Regions from separate parts of the Homo sapiens genome. Here region 1 is linked to region 2. The links are chromatin loops, found by intact Hi-C in ENCODE. Cell type or tissue: heart right ventricle. All regions are shown on one strand. Each heading gives the region's core, and the rest is flanking DNA. Links, peaks and the distances in the headings are about the cores only.

Region 1 (7,125 bases), core at 1,035-5,034, 64 kb after region 2:
CATGATCACACCATTGCACTCCAGCCTGGGCAACAGAGTGAAACTCTATCTTAAAAAAAAAAAATTAATAAAATAAAATAAAAAGATTAGAAAAACATCAATCTTGTACATTCAGAATCACCCAATGGATTATTTTCAGGTTAAATTCTCAATCTCTGCTATGTGATATGATACTCTTGTGAGTGTAAAATTAAGAATCTTATTTTACAAAGATATTGGTTGCTGCATCATATATAATTTGAAAAAAAGCTAAATTATGTATCAACCGTGGAATGGCTAAATAAATAATGGTATTTCTATGACAGAATCTTATGAAAGCTGCCAAATTTTTATGAAGGACTAAAAATGTAAGGAAATGTTTATAATAGAATTTTTAAATGTTATCTGAAAATGTTTTTTTGATTATAAAAGTAATATTTTCATTATATAAAATTGATCATTCCTGAAAAAGGTATAGAGAAAATGATGATGGGTTCAGTCTTTCAAACTTTTCTTCTCAATGCTACACTAACACAATATTATACAGTAAAATACTTTTCTCAACAATTGTCTTGGACATATTTATATCTCCTATGCCTCTGGCTCATTCTCTATAATGGTTGCATACAATTCCACTGTAAAAATCTACCACAATTTAACCAGTTCCTCTACATAAACATTTGGGTTGTTTTAAATTTTTTGCAACTTCAAACAATGGAGTAATGAACATGATTTGCACACTTGTGGGAGTGTTTATTTAGGATACATTTTTTTAGAAGTAGAAATGCCATATCAAAGGGCATAAATATTTTAAATTTAAACAGATGTAGAGAAACTGTTTTCCAAAAGGGTTGCATCAATTTATATTCCCACCAGTAGCACATGAAAGTGTCAATGTTTTGGCTTCCTTGTTCAGGCTAGATGGAATCATCCTTCTAATTCTTGCCAAACCGCCAGTGAAAAATGAGCTCATTGTTTCAACTTCATTTCTTGACTATTAATGAGATTAAGCTTTAAGAAGAATATATGTTTAATGGCCATTTGAATTTTTTCTTGCCTATTCACATGGTTTAACCATTTAAAAACTTGAGTTGTTTATCTTTTTGATTTTTTTAAGAAGCTCATATTATGGGATAGTAATAATTTTTTATATTGGTTCTATGGGTTGTAAATATTATCGCCTGGTTGAAGTTTTGTTTTGATATAGTCCAGTTATCAATCTTTCCTTCACAGCTTCTGGGTTTCATGACTTACTTATAGGCTCATACAATTCTAAGTGAAAGAACAGGATACAAAATTATATTTTCAATATTCTCTTAATTTGTTACAATTGTGACAGAGAGGGATAAAGAAAAGGAGGAAAGACAGGAGGAAAAAGGAGGAAAGACAGGAGGAAAAAAGGAGATGAGGAAAAACATAAAAGTCTATTTCCAGGTGATATGTTTATGGGTGATTTTTATTTTCTGTTTTGGATTTTCTAAATTTCCTACAGGAATCATGTATTACTTTGTTAACCAGGAAAAAGTCATTAAAATGTGTTTACATATTCTAGCTTTAATCTTTCTTTCTTTTTTTTTTTTTTTTGGTTTCTGTAGTATTTAAGGCCATAATTCCCAAGGAAGATGTGCAGGGAAAAGGACCCATTGGTCAGAGTGCAAAGGATTTCTTTTGGAACCCAGGCTCCAAGGGAATGTTGGAAAAAAACATCCTGTTTGCTTAGAGAACCTGCACATTTGTAGACTTAGAATTGAACTTGTTGCCATCAGCTCATTTTTTTTTTTTTTTACCACAGAAATTACTTAATGTCTACTAAGTGTCTATGATTGTCGTGGATGGCATTTATATTTTCAATAGCCCCACAATGTGTCCCTGAAGTCTGAATGAACTTAAGTATGAAAATGAATTTCCTACTAAAAGCAGCAGCATTCCTAATTATTAAATGAGGTCCCTATGCCATTTCTCCTCACAGACACTTAATCTGGTGTTCCTGAGGCTGACCTATTGGAATATCTTGCTGAAGACCACGTATACAAGATGTGAACATTCATCATTATGAGGCTGAATGTAAAATACTTCATTTTATAATGAAGAAAGTCAGTAAAACAATTTCCAGCCCAGAAAGTGTTGCCAAGGCTCTTCTGAGGCTCTTCCCCACTACCCCCTCATACCTCCTCCCAGCAGCTACCTGGGATGAGAAATGACAAAAATGACTCCTATTTGAATCTGGTTACTTCACCCTCTTTAAAACAGGGCCAGGGTGGGAGGATTGCTTGAGCCTAGGAGATTGGGACCATCCCAGGCAACATAGTGAGACCCTGTCTCTACAAAAATTTTATTTATTCATTCATTCATTCATTCATTCATTCATTCATTCATTCATTCATAATCTCATTCTGTAGCCCAGGCTGGAGTGCAGCAGCGTGATCATAGCTCACTGCAGCCACGACCGTCTGGGCCCAAGCGATCCTCTCACCTCGGCCTCCAAGTAGTTGGCACTCCAGGCACACATCACCACACCCGGCTAATCTTTAAATTTTTTGTAGAGATAGGGTATTGCTATATTGCCCAGGCTGGTCCCAAACTCTTAGGCTCAAGTGATCCTCCCTCCTCAGCCTTCCAAAGAGCTGGGATTGCAGGTGTGAGCCATTGTGTCCAGCTATACAAAATTTTTTAAAAAACTTAGCCAGGTATGGTGGCACACTCCTGTAGGTCCAGCTACTTGGGAGGCTGGGGTGAGAGGATTGCTTGAGCCCAGGGGTTGGAGGCTACACTGAGCTATGATTGTGCTACTGCACTCCAGCATGGGCAACAGAGCAAGATCCTGTCTCAAAAAACAATAATGAAACAAAGAAACAAACAAACAGGGCACAGACTCACAAACTAATTCCCATAGACTAGGTGTTGGTCTTCATCCTGTTCTGGGTGTTTGATGCCCTTGACATGTAGGCAGTGTGTTCCCACCATCACCACTGCAGATACACAGGACCAACTTAAGTTGAGCAAAGGGACTCAGAGATTTCCCCTCACTTTGTCTCACGGTAGAAAAAAATACCCAAAAAACCCCATTCGCTGACTCTCTGGACAAATACAAGAGGAAATGAGTTTGATAAACATCCTCAGTGTACCAATCATACATCTCCTTAGGACCATCAAATAAATGAGCCATCAAACTGACAGCTGAGCCTCATAATTTTTTTTCTTTTTCTTTTTCTTTTTTTTTTTTGCATTCCACATCCCCTATCACTATCCCACCCAGGAGAGCTGAAATTCCCTGGCTGAAGCGGTGCAAATTTATTTAGCAGCTCCTGATAGTACTTTTATTTTATGGTTGCCAAGAAAACTTCTCTCACCGACTCTCCTTGCCAAAATGCTCAGACATGATACCTGGCAGCGGGTCAGCTTATAGATGCACTTAGTGATGAAACACAAGAAGGCCAGAAGTCTTCAGGCAAAGACACCAGGAGACAACAGACCTTTGGTGGCTAAGGGTCTCCTGACCATAGCGCCTTGCTCTGATAGCACAGACTGGATGCTGCGGCCAACAGTACACTTGGACCTGACAGTCCAAAGGGCATAAAACAGCCAACAAGCCAAGTCTCTTCCCCAGTGCAGACAGCCAAGTGCAGCTGACCCACAGAAACCACTGGGTCGGCTTTGCTTCCTGGAGGCAGAATCCAACAAGGAAATGAAGGTTTTCTGATAGCCAGTCACTCAAGGGCAGGAGGACAAACAGGATCAAAGAGCCATGGCAGATTCTGAGAGCCACCAGCCAGGAACAGGATAGGTATGAAGGACCCCTTACTGGCTGGCTGCCTGCAGGGCATGTGCATGAAGATGACAGAATGGTTTTGAATGAGGAGAAATCAGAACTCAATTCCCTCTTTAACATTAATATCTTAATCACAACCAGGGGTGGCTGTGGCACAGAATAAGCATGGGCAAGGACAGATGGGTCCTGCTAGCTTTATGTTGGACACATGGCATGAAGACCAACAAACGAGTTCATAGAGTGAAACTATTAAATGTTCTAGGGCACACAGTGCTAGGTAAATGCTAGCCATTATCAGCACTGTCACTGTGGCTGTTATTAAATGGATAATGCTATGGCTCTCATCCTCAGGAAGGTAAGCCAGACACCCGAGCTGTCATACAAATACACAGAGCAAAGAGTAATCAGACGTCTTAGCCTGTCTACCCATCCTGGTCCCCTCTAATGGAAACAGTGCTATTCTTACTAGAGGAACACAGACCCTATCAGCACTGAAGCTAGTTCCTCGAAGACATTCGATTGTCAGAAAATAGCAATGTCCTTGCTTTGCCAGCGTTGGAACTTTTCTTCGACTTGGGAAAAGCAAGCAGTGAAAGTTGCAGCCATTTGCTGTCCCAGTGCACGGCCTTGCATAAAGTGTGAAAAGGGAGGTGGTGATGAGGAATGCTTTACGACAGGAAAGAGAAGAATTTACGGGACCAGCCTCAGGAGGGATGTGCAGGCTGCTTTTGGCAATTGGCTATATGCAAACTGTTGCCAGCATTAGTAATGCCTTACACAGTATCAGAGGGGAGGCAGCCTGCCCACTAGAATCAGTACTGTGGCCACCTCAGCAGGTCTCATCTGGTTCCCTGCTATCCCCATTAGAGATTAAACCTGAGCCATCTAAACACAAACCTCTGAAAAACACAAGAAGACACTTGCACTTCAGAACCACTCACAGGCTCTTGGAATTAAAAACATACCTCACATTTTACTTTTAGATTATAGATGATATTGCTTGGTTCTCTAATTATGTTTTGCATAAAAGGCTTTGTTTCTCCCAACTGGATTACAAACTCTAAGGTCAGGTCTGGAATATTTCTCATATTATCTCTAGAATGTCAATCACGGGCTAGACACAAGACGGCAACACACACAGTAAAGTTCAGGGAATTTTACTGATTTCCTACCAATACTGGACTCACATCATAGTAACATGTGCAAAAGACATCACATTTTCCCCTAAGAAATTTCCCTTGGGAGAACTCACTGGTACTTCTTGAGCACTCACTCCGGCCCCAGCACTTGGTTTTGCAACCAAAGGGCCCAGTTTTCCCAAATAGCCATTTAGTTGTTTTCTTTAAGTACTTACACGTGGAGACACTGTCTGAAGAATGTTTCTAATTTTGTGTCATAGCATTCTTAATAAAAGTCATTATTAAATGTGCAAGTGTGAGTCATTATAACTTCCTAAGATCTTAAAAGTAAACAGAATTCAAAAACCAGGAAAAATTTATTTTTTAGCCTATGTGTGTTACTTTTAGTTTAAAAAGTGTCACCACCATACATGCTAGCAAAAGTAGCAGATGACTGGACTAACATTCTTCTTGCCTAAATGCTGGACTAATCTTGACCCAATAGTGGCTATTTCAGTTTGGAGCCCTGTGCCATATAGAGAGATGAGCCAAGGACAACTTCCCAACCATGCTTTTACAGTTGCCTCCCTCAATCTGCTTCCCTCCCCTACCCAAGTGGCTTGGGGAGGTCATACCACATCTCATCTGTCTGTCTGATTTCAATGGGCAGCATATTGTGAGGCTACGGGCACAGACTTTAGAGCCTGATTAGCCGAGTTTAGTTTTAGTTTTACTAGCTGTGTGATCTTGGGCAAGTTACTTAACCACTCTGGGCTTATTTCCTCATCAAGAAATGTAGATAACAACAGTTCCTGCCTCATAGAAATGATGAGTTACTTAATGTGAATTAGGTTTAGCATAGCGCCTGGAATGCATTAAGTGCTGTAGAGCCCTTGGCTATTATTTATTCATCAACAAGAAAGATAATATCTACATGGCCTACTGTCATGATTTTTATAAGAATCAACACTGATAAAGAGTAAAAACAAGCTTCGTAAATTCTAGATAACTACTGTAAGCTTTTGCATTTTGGGCAGGTATGCCTACTATTAAGTGACACATCTGGCTTATAAACTGCTCTCTGGGTAATAGAGCCAGGAGCCAAAGCCAGATGGGTCATACAGTGACATGGTCTGGCACCAGTACCTTGGGCAACGAGCAAAATGCCTCCAGAACTGGTTAAACCCAACCAGCCACAACACCGTCGTCTATTGACATCTCCACTAAGACCAAATTCTGATGCATGAAGATACAGGAATTAAGATCTCTGTTTAGTGTCAAGTGCCCAGGTCAGTACAATGACAAAAAGCTGGTTTAAGTTGAGGTTCATTCGGTTCATCCTAGACTGTCAAACGCCACTGAATTCACCACAGGTGACTGGTTCTGCTAGGTAGAATAAGTTGAACGAGGATAAGGGAAGTCACTGAACCCTGTTGCCATCCACACCACCACAGTGGCTGGAGAACTTTATTTCCATTCTGGAGAATTTCAAATCTCCAGAAATAAAACACAAAATTCCCAGGAAGTGAAACAGTATCTGTACTTCACAACGTAATCAAATAAAATTCAACTGTACAGCCAGTCCTTGTTCTTCACCCCCTCCCTGTCTATTGCTTAGGACCCATACCCAACAGCAGATGCTGGTTTGACACTCAGTGGTGTGATAACACCCAGACCATGCAAGGCCACCTGCAGACTTCTTAAATTTTTCACTGTTATAAACAACTCTGTGATAAATGAAGGAATCTTTTTGACATGTCTGAATCTATGAATATTTTTATCATGTATTTTCACAAATAAGCAATCAACTCCAAGTGCCATGTTCACATTTAAGAATTTATATCAATGCCACTGCACTGGTGTTTGCCTTCCTTGGTCATGGGGACCAAAAGAGGCAGGCAGAGAGAACAAATTTCAAAATCCCGTCTGGGCTGTTATATGACTTATTTCTCCACCTAAAATGCAATATCCATGAGGAGACTCATTGCCTTCGTTTCTATATCTTTATATTTCGGGGTTCCCTTCAGTGCCTAACACAGTGCTTTGCAAATACCAGGCCCATAATAAATGGCTATTAATCTGAACAGCAACTCCCTCCCTGACCATTGGGTTTGGCCAGGTTCCCAGGAGACCGCAGTGAGGAAGGATTAGGGAGGATGTGGGGGGAGCTGGGTGGATTCTGGTTTGTGCTGGGACCCTGGGACCCATCTGGGACCTCTACAGCCAACGTGAAGCTGCTATTGCCTGCAGAGGTCCCCT
Region 2 (7,125 bases), core at 1,644-5,643:
AGGAAATTGCTACAAACCCTGTCTGAGAGAACCCTTTCCCTTGTATTTTTCTCTTCCAAATTTTCCCCTGAGGAAAACTTTTTGAATCCTATTATAGGAAGAACATCATTGAAAATCATTCAATTATCACAAAAGAAAGAAGTTAATTTTAGCTGTGCTGGGAGCTTCCACCAACCATTCCCATCCTTTTTTAGCACTGGAAAAGTACAGTTTCTTTTCCTAGAATTTTAAAACGTGGAGAGATCTGGGAATCAGTAGTTAAGGATCTGGCCGCCAGCCAGGGGCAGAATGCTGATGACATCACGGAACTTAGAGGCCAGTAAAGGAAGGGACTGTTCAGAGAGTTGGCCTTCCAAGCAAGGTTGGCCTTGGCTGTTCTGGGCACACTGTACCAGTGGGTGGATTAATGAGGTGCCTTCCTGACCAGGCTGCCAGTGATGGGGCAGAAAATCACCAGCAAGAAAAGGGCAGAAGGCAGAGAGGGAGGAAGGAGAACAGGGGTGAGAGTCTTTAAAACCTTGGAGAGAAGAGTGAAACCTATACTTTCATTACATCTTGTAGTAATTTAAAACCATGCTTGAATGTGAAACAGAATCTTTAGGATGCCAATGACTAGAAGCTACTCAATCACCAGCCTGAACTGAAAAAGAACAAGGAACCTAAGCATTTAAAGCCTTTTAGGAGTGGTCTTCTAGAGGAAACCAGAGCCTGCTGTGAGTTTACATTTCAGGAAAACCTGGCCTGGTGAAGCCTGCCCTGACTCATGCCTATGAGCTGGAGCTGATGTTCATTGCTCGGAAAGGTCGATGTTCCTTCTAAAGCAATGAAACACAGAGCTGGGACCCAGGACTGCTCAGAAATCCCCTGGAAGCTCTTCTGCACAACCCTGTACCTACCTACATCTTTTTCTTTAACTTATTTTTTTTTCTTTTAAAGATAGGTCTCCTTATTTTGTCTAGGCTGGATTCAGATTCCTGGACTCAAGCAATCCCATCCTCCTCATAGTAGGGACTATAGGTGTGCTGGCTTACCTAGGTCTTTAAATAGGGCCTGACTAGGGTGAGGCCAACAGGTGTATAGGGCATAAGATTTAAGGAGGTTCTCACTCTCAGGGCTGTGCAAGTGCAGGGTTGGCTCCTGAGAGTGGCCACCTCCTTAAATTTGCATGCTATACACTTGCCTGGCCTCACTCTCCCTGCCCTGCCTTTCTAACTCCCCATTTAGTAACTCCCAAATTCTAATTGGTTAGGGATGGGGTATGGATATTTTTAAATGCTCCTCAGATAATTCTAACGGGTAGCCAGGATGGGGAGCCACTGCTTTAAGTGAACAAGGGTTGGTGGTAAATTGAAAGAATCCAATTGAAAGCCAAGAATCAATCTTGACTTTATCTTTTTCTATTGTGTTAACTGGGGGAAACAATTCTTATCAAATTCATTTTGGTTCAGTCTGTTCACTAGCAGTCACAAAGGGTCCTGTACAGGGTTGCCAGATAAAAAACAGGACACCCAGTTGAACCGAATTTCAGATAAACAACAAATAATTTTTTAGACTTTTCTGAAATTCAAATTTAACTGGGGATCCTGTATTCTCGTTTGCTAAATCTGGCGACCCTCGTTTCACATGACAAGTCAAATGTGTGGATTTAACTGCATGGGGCAGCATTTCCTAGTTTGTACTACAGAACACACGCTGCAGTAGATATAATGTGTATTATACCAAGAAAAAAAATTTGAGTTTGGCAAACATTGGGTGAAACAAAGTTAACTGGGTTTTTTGACTGTAAAACTTCTCAGAGTCTTTGATATGCAAATGTTCAGTGACCCCTCAAGTTGGAGACTTGTGGAGTTCCCAAACTTACATAACGGGGGACATCTTACATAACTAATGTTCCAGTAAACTTACTGCAGAAAACACTACTGGGAGAGGAGGGGGTGCTATTGAAGGGTTTTAAACAGTCAAGTAACAAGATCAGACTAATGACTGAGGTAGATAATTCCACTTTCAGAAGTACCAACTTGAAAGGAACAAGCACAGAGCCCAGGCAGAAGGCTGTGTTATTTTAAGAGGGCTGCCATGACTAAGTGCCACAGACTGGAGCTTGAACAACAGAAGTGGATTGTCTCACAATCCTGGAATCTGGACTTGTGAGATCAACGTTTGTCACAAGGATTGGTTTCATTTTGAGGACTCCTTCCTAGGTTTGCAGATGGCCGGTTTCTCCCTGTCTTCACATGGTCTTCCCTCTCTGTGCATCTGTGTCCTACTTTCTTCTTATAAGGACATCATGATGGCTCACGCCTGTAATCCCGGCACTTTGGGACGCTGAGGCGGGTGGATCACGAGGTCAAGAGATTGAGACCATCCTGGCCAACATGGTGAAACCCTGTCTCTACTAAAAATACAAAAATTAGCTGGGTGTGGTAGTGCATGCCTGTAGTCTCAGCTACTCGGGAGGCTGAGGCAAGAGAATCGCTTGAACCCAGGAGGTGAAGGTTGCAGTGAGCCGAGATCGCACCACTGCACTCCAGCCTGGCAACAGAGTGAGACTCTGTCTCAAAAAAAAAAAAAAAAAAAAAAAAAAAAGGACATCAGTCATATCGGATTAGGGCCCAGCCATATGACCTAATTTTGCCTTAGTTACCCATTTAAAGGCCCTGTCTCCCAAAACAGTCACATTCTGAGGTGTGGAGAGGTTGTTGAGGGGATATAATTCAGCCCATAACAGAGAGCTTTATAATAAATCTACTGACAGATGATGGAGGTTGTGAATCAAGGCAGTGGGGATGGGGAGAAAGATTGAATCCCAGAAATATTAAAGAACCAGAAATCAAAGGACAGGGGAATTCATGAGACATGGTGAATGAGCAAAAGTAAAGCAGAGTTTCGAGCAAAGAGTAGCACTCAAATATTTTTGTTGCCATCCCTTTGCTGTTTCCCGAGTCTAGAATAGAATCATGTAACACAAATTCATGCTCATAATGCAGTGTTTGATTGAATTCATTTCTGGGATAGATGCATGAACAACACAATTATTAAATATTTCCTGGCTGGGTGTGGTGACTTATGCCTCTAATCCCAGAACTTTGGAAGGCGGAGGTGGGAGGACCACTTGAACCTAGGAGTTCGAGACCAGCCTGAGGAACATAGTGAGACCTGTCTCTACTAAAAATGCAAAAAATTAACTGGGTGTGGTGGCACGCACCTGCAGTCCCAGCTACTTGGGAAACTGAGGTGGGAGGATCACCTGAGCCCAGGAGGTTGAGGCTGCAGTGAGCCATGATCATGCCACTGCACTCCACCCTAGGTGACGGAGTGAGACTGTCTCAAAAAAAAAAAAAAAAAAAACACGTTTCCTATTTGCCAATATGTCCACTAATTTTTATATTGGGATGATTGACTAATCTCTGCATCATCTCTCTCCACTCTTGGAAAGAGATGTTGAGCATTATGGGAGTGCTCATCTGTGCCAGATTAACGCTGCTCCATTGGTCTCCAAGGAGAAAAAAGGCTTGGTGAAGAGTCTCTGACTTGGAAGCAATGCCTTGAACAGACCTGGCTCCCTTGGGGGCTGTGGTTTTCAGGCCCTAGTCCCTGTCTTCAATCTAAGAATTAGTCAAAATGCAGCCAATAACTTTTGGAAGTGGAACTCCTAGGCAAGTTTTGATAGTATTAAAAAATCACTGGGTGGGTTAGACAAATGGAAATGTAGCCATAGGACATTTTGAGCAGCAGCCTTCAGTTTTACATGTTCTACAAAACAAAAAGAAACTTTTGGTATTGCCAGAGTCAGGACCAAAGACCCACAGGTCAACATACCCTCCAAGCACCAGCCTTTGGGCTCTCTTTCTGGCCTCCTTTGGCCTGGGCACCTAGAATATCAACAGCTGGACCGCCATGGTATGAAGGGGGTATACTGGTAACACTCTAAAAATCTGCCAGAACTACCACAAGCTAGGACCTATCTTTGCTGAAGTGTGCAGAATTCTTGTTGATACAAGTGTTCTTTCAGTTAAAAGCCATAAATTCCTTCTGGTTTAACTAAGGAAGAAAAAATCAGTTGGGAGAACTTGGTTCTTTTCCTTTTTGTCTCCTGAGGATTGATGTATTGCTCAGCCTTTTGGCCTGTCCAACAAGTAAGGAAGGATGCTGGCCAAAGTGCAACCATTGTCTGTCATCTTTGACTCTTTGGAGTCTGTAATCTTCCATGGTTTCTTCCTCTCAGCTTACACTTGAAGTCTACTTCCTTCCAAAGATTTTCCCTTAACCAGTCATCTCATAGCACTTAATATTTTGCCTCATTGTAGAGCTGGAGGCTTGCCCTGAACTCCCTGTTCAAGTACTATCTCCTTGAAAGGCAGAAAGGAATTCCTCTGTGATCTCCCATGGCTCCTAGCACTTACCTTGATAATGGCAGACTGCACTGAACTGGTCCTGAATCGGATGCAGCATCTCTGCTCCAGCTGGGCCTGGTCTTAAAAACTACCCCCGGTACATGCAATGCTCAAAAATTACAAACGTGCTCTAGAGTTGACATCTTTTCTCCTTCAATCTAATTTAAATTTATCCCATAACAATTTAAGTCCATATCATACATTGTTTGCAAAAATGTCCAAAAATCATTCTCTTCCTTGCATCCATGCCCCTTTGCGATATGGTTTCCTAGCTCATCTCATCAAAGATAATTCTCCACCCCTTGAATGTGGGCTGACCATGATATCAGTTTTGATCAATACATCGAAGCAGGGGTGATGTGCCATTCCAAAGCCTAGGCCAGAAGAGGCCTTGTGATTTTTCTGTTATCTCTCTCTCAGAAATCTGCCCACTACCTACCATGTAAACAAGCTTAAGCTAGACTGCTAGATAGTGAGGGACCACACAGCCAAGTCAACCCTGTAACCCCTGTGGCCTCAGCCAACAGCCAGTTAATCCTCAGAAGCAGGGGTCCTTAGCTGGCCTGTAGCTGACCATGGGATGCATGAAAGCACCCAGGAGACCAGAAGAATGTGCAGCTGATCCACCCAAGGTTGCTGATTTGCAGAATCATGAGCTAAATAAATAGCTGCTGTTTTAAGCCACTAAGTTATAGGGTTGTTTGTTCTGCAGCAATGGTTAACTAACACACCATCCGAAATGTTCAGATATTTGAAGAATGTAAGAAACTTCCAGTCAATTCACAAGGCTTCTCAAATTTGTGCTTTGGTGCTCTAAACTCATAGCAATAAGAGAAAATAGAAAATAAAAAATAGTATCGCTAGCTCATGGATAAACATCTCTACAAACCAGAAATCTCCCGTGTTCCAAGATAAAAACAGGAGGGAGTCAGTGGGAGTTTAGTCTCTGCAAAGTAAAGGGAATTAAAGAGTTCCACCTGAGGCAGAGTATAAACGCCAATTACCACTTGAAGCCAAAGGTTTTGGGAGTGGATAACATCCCCACCTCGCCAGCTCGTGAAAAGAAGACTTAAAAATAATTGTCAAGTATTATCACTCCAGGCATTCTCCCCCACCTGACTGCTAAAACCAAAGATCAGTTCTCAGTCCTCATTTTACTGAGCAGAATTTGATAGTCGATCCTCTCAGATTTTCTGCTTTTCTGCATGGGGATACATAACGCTTTCCTGGTTTCCCTGCTACCTCACAAGCCCCTTTTCTCAGTTTCCGTTTTAATGGTTCTTCCTTTTCATTCCAAACTCTTAATGTTGGAGGACACGTGGATTCAATTCTCAGTTCTTTATCCATATGCACTCCTTTGGTGATCTTATCTATGCTCATGGCTTTAAATATTATCCACTTCCTACTTCCAATTTAAATCTTCAACTCAGACCTCTCTCTAAGCTCCAGGCCTCCTTTTTTTTTTTTTTTTTTTTTTTTAAGAGGAAGATATGAAACACAAACAGGCTGAAATGAAATAATACTGTATAAATATGAAAATACACGATTTGAAATCTTTGAAATCAAAATTATAGTTATTTAGAAGTTCAATAGAACAAATTCTAGACTCACAGCAGTTACACAGGGAATTAATGAATTGGAAAAGAGTTCTGAGGAATTATCCTTACATAGCCAAAGATACAGGGAGATTTAAAAATATGAAACAACATAAGGAACATAATTTGAATAGCTACAATAAATGTTGAATAGGATTTCTGAAGAAGAAAATAAGGAAGAACAGTATTTGAAGAGACAAGTAGTAGAGACTTCCATGATTGAAAAATGAGAGAAGTCCTTTGACTAAAGGAGCACTCTGGGGACTTAAGTTGAATAAATAAAGAAAACCCACACCTACCAGACACACTGAAGTAAGACTGCAAGGCATCAACATGAAAGCGCTGAGAAATCTCCAGAGAGAATTACATTGTTTATAAGGAAGTCATAATTGCACTGACAACAGATTTCTGATCACAAGTAACAGAGTTGAAAACTCTACTAAAAGAAATATTATAGGATGTTATTTACTAGGAAGAACAGTGAGTCCAAGGCATGAAATATAAGAAATAATGATGCATGTAGAAAGTGGTAACATTTAATTTGTTAATTAATTATTAAATTAATCAAATTACTTTAATTAATTATTGACCATAAGGACATACATATTGACGACGTTTAATAACTTTTTTGTAATTAAAAGATGGTAAAATTAAAGCTCTCCATAACAATAAGATTGGGGGAAAGGAGCATCATGTTCAATCTCTGAGGCATATGTGATATTAAAGAGGACAGAAACTGAATAACTCTAGCCTTTGTTAGAAAAGTTTACGATTAAATGTACATGTTTTAAAAATTAGGGGGAATTGGCTGGGTGCAGTGGCTCACACCTGTAATCCCAGCACTCTGGGAGGCCGAGGCGAGCAGCTCATCTGAGGTCAGGAGTTCGAGACCAGCCTGACCAGCATGGAGAAACCCTGTCTCCACTAAAAAATACAAAAATTAGCGGTGCATGGTGGTGGGCGCCTGTAATCCCAGCTACTTGGGAGGCTGAGGCAGGAGAATCGCTTGAACCTGGGAGGCGGAGGTTGCAGTGAGCTGAGATCGCGCCATTGCACCCCAGCCTGGGCAACAGAGCAAGACTCCATCTCATTTAAAAAAAAAAAAAACGGTGGGGGAGAGATTTATATTTATTAAA

What was found. Peaks named below come from ENCODE experiments on the same cell type or tissue, not always from the same donor. Only the 100,000 strongest peaks of a DNase experiment are listed, where the experiment ranks them.
Region 1: a loop joins it to region 2, with 2.4 times the contacts of the local background. A loop is called at or near these places in 6 of 110 quality-filtered maps.

What each region holds. Positions count from the first base shown.
Region 1 is chr14:61,514,513-61,521,637 of GRCh38, reverse strand. All of the region lies in intron 10 of PRKCH (protein kinase C eta), which reads right to left. Among named protein-coding and RNA genes, the nearest start is that of PRKCH-AS2, 27 kb to the left of the region's middle. In heart right ventricle, for the core only: no CTCF peak of the experiment used is centred there; a DNase peak (open chromatin) is centred at 3,514; H3K27ac peaks cover 2,424 bases.
Region 2 is chr14:61,579,432-61,586,556 of GRCh38, reverse strand. The region is part of intron 1 of LINC03033 (long intergenic non-protein coding RNA 3033); the gene reads right to left. Among named protein-coding and RNA genes, the nearest start is that of LINC01303, 12 kb to the right of the region's middle. In heart right ventricle, for the core only: no CTCF peak of the experiment used is centred there; no DNase peak of the experiment used is centred there; H3K27ac peaks cover 3,421 bases.